Linked DNA regions of Mus musculus: region 2 is linked to region 1. A link is a contact called in ENCODE Hi-C or POLR2A ChIA-PET data. All regions are on one chromosome and are shown on one strand. The core of a region is the stretch at or near the end of the contact, and the rest is flanking DNA. Distances in the headings are between cores, read along the strand shown.

What was found. Hi-C counts contacts between places; a loop is a spot of excess contacts on that map. ChIA-PET counts read pairs that join two places held with the same protein, here RNA polymerase II (POLR2A).
Region 2: a map of heart shows a loop between it and region 1 (6-fold over the local background). The contact joins the promoter of Tesmin here to the enhancer-like site in region 1. A Hi-C loop is called at or near these places in 1 of 37 maps with a recorded cell type or tissue (heart). POLR2A ChIA-PET finds 5 or more read pairs at or near these places in 2 of 5 experiments (Patski and embryonic stem cell).

Annotation. Positions count from the first base shown.
Region 1 is chr19:3,352,481-3,355,180 of GRCm38, reverse strand. Cpt1a (carnitine palmitoyltransferase 1a, liver) reads right to left here. Exons shown (of 19, transcript NM_013495.2): 3 at 2,557-2,696. Among named protein-coding and RNA genes, the nearest start is that of Gm36532, 24 kb to the left of the region's middle. Within about 2 kb of position 1,361, at least 2 of the 3 ENCODE cell types and tissues checked have a DNase peak (open chromatin) inside an H3K27ac peak, as active enhancers do; they include heart, where a contact is called at or near this core.
Region 2 is chr19:3,387,515-3,390,214 of GRCm38, reverse strand. Tesmin (testis expressed metallothionein like) reads right to left here and starts at 1,358. Exons shown (of 9, transcript NM_001039657.2): 1 at 882-1,358. The coding sequence starts at 1,265.

The DNA of each region.
Region 1 (2,700 bases), core at 112-2,611:
TCAGAGGTTAAGCACACTGGCTGCTCTTCCAGTTATCTTAAGTTCAATTCCCAGCAACCAAATGGTGGCTGATCTATAATGAGATCTGGTGCCCTCTTCTGGCCTGCAGGCACATACATACATACATACACACATACACACATACATACATAATATATGCATAATATGAGGCTGGAGAGATGGCTCAGAGGTTAAGAGCACTGACTGCTCTTCCAGAGGTCCTGAGTTCAATTCCCAGCAACCACATGGTGGCTCACAACCATCTGTAAAGGAATCTGATGCTCTCTTCAGGTGTGTCTGAGGACAGCTATAGTGTACTAAAATAAATAGACAATTCTTAAAAACATATATGCATAATATGTGACTAACACATAATACATAAAAATAAATAAATCTAAAAGCAAAACATAACATAAGAGGTCCCAAATGATCAAAGTAGTAGCATATCTAACCTTCAGAGCTCTGATATTGGAAAACATTAACATCATGTGAGAGACCTATGCTCTGGAGGCCTCGCCTCCCAGAAGAACAGGATGGGTGCCTAGCACAACTGTCATTGGAAGATGCTTCCTCCTGCAGCTGATGGGAACAGATACACAGTGGCTCACACTCATCTGAAACTCTGGTCTCAGGGGATCTGATGCCCTCTTCTGACCTCTGAAGGCACCAGGCACACGTATAGTACACATACACACAGAATAAAATTTAAAGAAAAAATCCAAGCTGGGCATGGTGTCACATGTAGAGGCAAGTAGATCTCTATGAGTTCATGAGACAAGGTTGGTCAACATAGCAACATAGCAAGTTCCAGGACAGCCAGGGCTACACAGAGACCCTGTCTCAAAAAACCAAAAAAAAAAAAAAAAATCCAATAAGGACAAAAAAGTAATTTCACTTTCAGCTGTGCTGATAACCTCTATGGCCTTCCTTTCAGATCTCAGCAAACAAAACCAAAGCAGCCTAGGAGACACAGGCACTCCACCCACACTGGAAAGATGCTTCCAGAACAGCCCCTCAGGCTGCAAGTCTCTGAGCCTTCACCTGACCTTTCTAAATTTGAGCCAGACATGACCCAGTTTACGAAAATAGAGTCTAAGGGACAAAGAAACAAATCGTATAAAGACTGAGATTAAGCAAGGTTTTAGTAGCTGGCGTGGCTGTGTGCAATCCGGCTTTGAGACACACAGCCCATGTAAGAGCAAAGCTTGGCTGTTGGCCTCACAGCTGCCTTGGGCCTGGCAGCCAGCTCAACACTCAGGGAAGCAGGGTGAGCGTTCACAGGACTTTCCTCACCTCTCAGGACAGCACAGGTCCAGTCTTTAGTGACCAGCTCTGCCAGCTGCTTCTGAGAACCTAGCCCCAGCTCGATGTTCCAGGCCCCAGGCAGACAGGACCCTTGGCAGGATGCCTGGACAGGCATTTTTATCTTGTTTCCTACAGTTGCTTACAAAGGAATGACCAATGCTGCCAGGAGGGCTGGAGGCTGAGGAGCTGGCTGGCTTCTCAGTCACTCCTGGGTGTCTCAATCAGAAGGCAGGGCATGCAGACCCATTAAAGACTGACCTCCAGGATTCCCGAGCACCTATTCAAGCTGTCTTAAACATGCCACACTGCTGGGTTAAATCTGCTAGTTGCTCTGAGTCAGCAGAAACCAACTCCTCCAGCTGTGAGTGTTCCCTGGGGCCACTCTCTCATCTGTTTGCTTGTGCAATCCTTCCTAGCATACAGTATCTACAGCTGAACAACCAGGAGAGAGAGAGAGAGAGAGAGAGAGAGAGAGAGAGAGAGAGAGAGAGACAGACAGACAGACAGAGACAGACAGAGATAAGATCCCTGAGTTCTAGGCCAGAACAGCTGGAGCTATACGGTGAGACCCTGTCTCAAAAAAAAAAAAAGGAAGGAAGGAAGGAAGGAAGGAAGAAAGGAAGGGAGAAAGAAAGAAAGAAAGAAAGAAAGAAAGAAAGGAAGAAAGAAAGAAAGAGAACAGAAGAGAAGAGAAGAGAAAAGAAAAGAAAAGAAAAGAAAAGAAAAGAAAAGAAAAAGAAAAACCAGAAGATGGCCAGGATTTGTCCCTAGACAGGATGACATCTACTTTTTTAAGTTCCCAGAATAAACTAAAACTCAAAGCCAAGGAGTAACGCACTTCCCTGCAGGCATCTAAGCCACTGTGAAGGGGCCAAGGGCTGAGTTGTCCCTAAGCAATGACCGGCAGTAAGTTCAGAGGACCAGATCACTGGATGGACCAACTCCAGGGCAACAGCCACACTTGGAGCCATCTTCTGGGGCAGAGATGCCCTCTGAGGTCATCACTGTCTCCATCTTGACCTCAGGAGACAGACACCTGGAAGGCAGGTCCCCGTGCCTCTGCCACTCTTAGCCTAGTCTTCAGAAGAAGGGTGGCAGTGTCTGCAGACTTTCAATAGCAGGTCAGGAGGGCAAAGAGCATGCGGAAAAACAGCGATAGCATAGTTGTACTCAGACATTTCAGAGCGAGGACAGTCAACAGAGGTACCACCATCTTCTTCAAGATGCAGAGGGTGGAGGTGGGTTACTCACGTGGTGTCTAGGGTCCGATTGATCTTTGCAATCATGCCCAGGGAGGGGTCCACTTTGGTATGCATGGATGATATCACACCCACCACCACGATAAGCCAGCTGGAGGGACTCGCGGGGAACACACCAGTGATGATGCCATTCTGG
Region 2 (2,700 bases), core at 109-2,608, 35 kb before region 1:
CCTTCTCTGTAAATTGAGCAGGGAACAGGATTTCTGGGTTCTGAGCTCTACTAGCTGTGACTTATTGGTGTACAAAGCCAGGCTCCTGTCATCTCCACAGAGATTTAAAACAACAAAAATTCTATGAAGGCTTACTCTAGACCTGACACACTTGACTGGATGAGGAGCCCAGTTTCCCAAGCAGGGTTCTTTGGGGGCTGACCTGTGCCTGGTTTCCTTTAAAAGGTTGATTCCTTTCTATTGGCAACAGTGAGGTGTTGGGGATGTGGGTTAGTTGGGTTAGTGGACTAGCATAAGGCAGGGTGTGGTCCCAGCATTGTATCAGCCGGGTGTGGTGGGGCTCACCTGTACACCTAGCACTCAGGATGTAGAGGCAGGAGAATCAGAGGTTCTCCTAAGTTATATAGCAATTTCAAGGAATTGCTATATAGCTTAGCAATATGGTTGAGAAGCAGAATTCATCAAAACTCTACATAGGTTTAAAGAACTGTCCCTTATCTTACAGAGGGGGAGATCATCAACTGAAAAAATCCTCAATAATGGAAGTCTTTGGTGTGAAGAAAAAAAAATCTCCCAGCCAATCCCAAACTACCAGGCTGAAAACTATCTGCAGAACACGCAAAAGGCCCTGGGTTCTATCCCTAGCCCTGCTGGGGCGGAGGTGGGTGGAGACACAAGTCCAACAGGCCAGGAACACACACTGTGATGGCAACAGTTATAAGCTCTTCTAGTGTGGCACAGTCATCTGCAGGGGAAAAGGCTGGGCAGGGAGGTGCCACCTCCCTTGTATCCCTTGTGGTGCCTGAGCCTGCTGCCCGGGGCCAGCCCACAGGATAGGCACGCGGAGAGGCGGCGCGACGGTGGCCCCTGCTGGCGCTTACTGGGATCACGCGCACTCCTGCGCTTAGCGGCAACAGCGCGGGCCCGCGAGCACCGGGAAGTAACGACGATAACACGTGCACGCTGTAGGCGGGAGGCGGAGCGGCGTCGTCTGGGCTGCGGAGCTCGGGCAGCCCCGGGAAGTCGCCGAGCAGGGCGGCCGGTACCTCAGCGCCCGGCGGGGGGCTGAGCGCACGCAGCAGCGGCTCCCCTGGCTCGGTGGCGCCCAGGTAGGCGTCGGCCAGAACCGGCAACTCATCCCGATCGGCCGCACCGCCTGCGGGGCTCAGCGCCAGCCCGTCCGCGAACACACGCTCTGACCCGAACAGCTCGGCGCCCAGCTCGTCTTCGGGGCCAGTCATGGCGCCGAGCAGCGCGTCCTCCATGGCCACTGGGACCCGAGAACAGCGACACGACGCGGCCGTCCAGCTCGCCTTGCTTCTGAGAGGCTGGACGACCGTTGACCGTTAGGGAAAGGGGCGGGGCCCGTCTCTGACTGAACGGGGCGGAGCCTGGGCTGCGGTGGGTGGGGCCTCTGCCAAGATGACAGGAGCCTGGGTTGTGGTAGGTGGGTGTCTATGGTGGGCGGGGCCTTGCCATGGAGGTTGGGCTTTGGCTCTTGGTGGGCGGGGCCTGAGCATGATGGATGGGACCTGGGCTGTGGTTGGCCCACAAGGCAGCCTTTCGGTATGCTTGGATGGAGGCTGGAGGGACTGGGTATCAGCCAACCTCTCCTGCACCTAGTGGGGGAAACTGAGGCTCCCAGGTGGTGGTTCTTTCTCTCTTTTTTTAAACTTTGAAAATTTCATTGGTGAGTACTGTATTTACATCATTTTCACCCCTCCTTTTCATCTGTTTTTGTTTTTAAGTCAGAATCTTAGTAGGTAGACTTGGCTGGCTTAGAACTCTTTACGTAGACCAAGCTGGCCTGGAACTCACAGAGCTCCACCTGCCTCTGCCTCCCAAAAATTGGGGTTAAAAACATGACTAATACTCCAGGAAATTTGAAGCAGTGCTAGGTGGGAGGCCCCACCCACCCCTGTTAAGGCCCGCCCTGTCCAGGCAGAGATGGCCCCGCCCCCTTCCCTAACGGTCCAACCTGGGGGGGGGGGGGGCATTACGAAACTGAGTTAATAGGTGCTGGGAAGTGAGTTTGGGTCCTCAGCGAAAAAAAGTGCTATTAACCTGTGAGTCACTTCCAGTACATTTATCTATTATTGCTCAGGCAGTACTGGAGATTGAATCTAGGGCCTCCTACATGCTGGGAACTCTGCCCTTGAACGTGTTACCTTGTCTCAGTCTCAGTAGTTGCAATTAAAATCCTGTGCCATCAGGTTTTGCTTTCAGGGTTTTGTTTATTTACACTTAATGCGTATTTGCATATACATTTGTGGACACACCATGGCATTAATCTGAAGGAAAGGAAAACGTTCCAGAGTCGAGAGTTGTCTCTCCTTCCCTGTGCGGCTTCTGGGATCAAACTCAGGTTGTCAGACTTGGCAGCACACACCTTTACCCACTAAGCTACCTCATCAGCCATTTTAGTTTCTTGTTAGTCTGTTTGAGACAGGGTCTTGTTGCGTGACTCTAGTTGACCTGGTGATCACTATTTAGTCCAGGTTGGCTTCCAACTCATGTTTTACTTATATCTTTTAAAGGTAAGGTCTCATGTGGCCCAGACTTCCTTGAATTTACTATGTAATCAAAGGCAATCTTGAACTTCTCATTTTCCTGCCTCTGCCTACTGAGTGCTAGGATAATAGGTATGCACCACTATCATCAGCTTATTTAGTATGGGAATTAAACCCAGGGCTTCTTGCA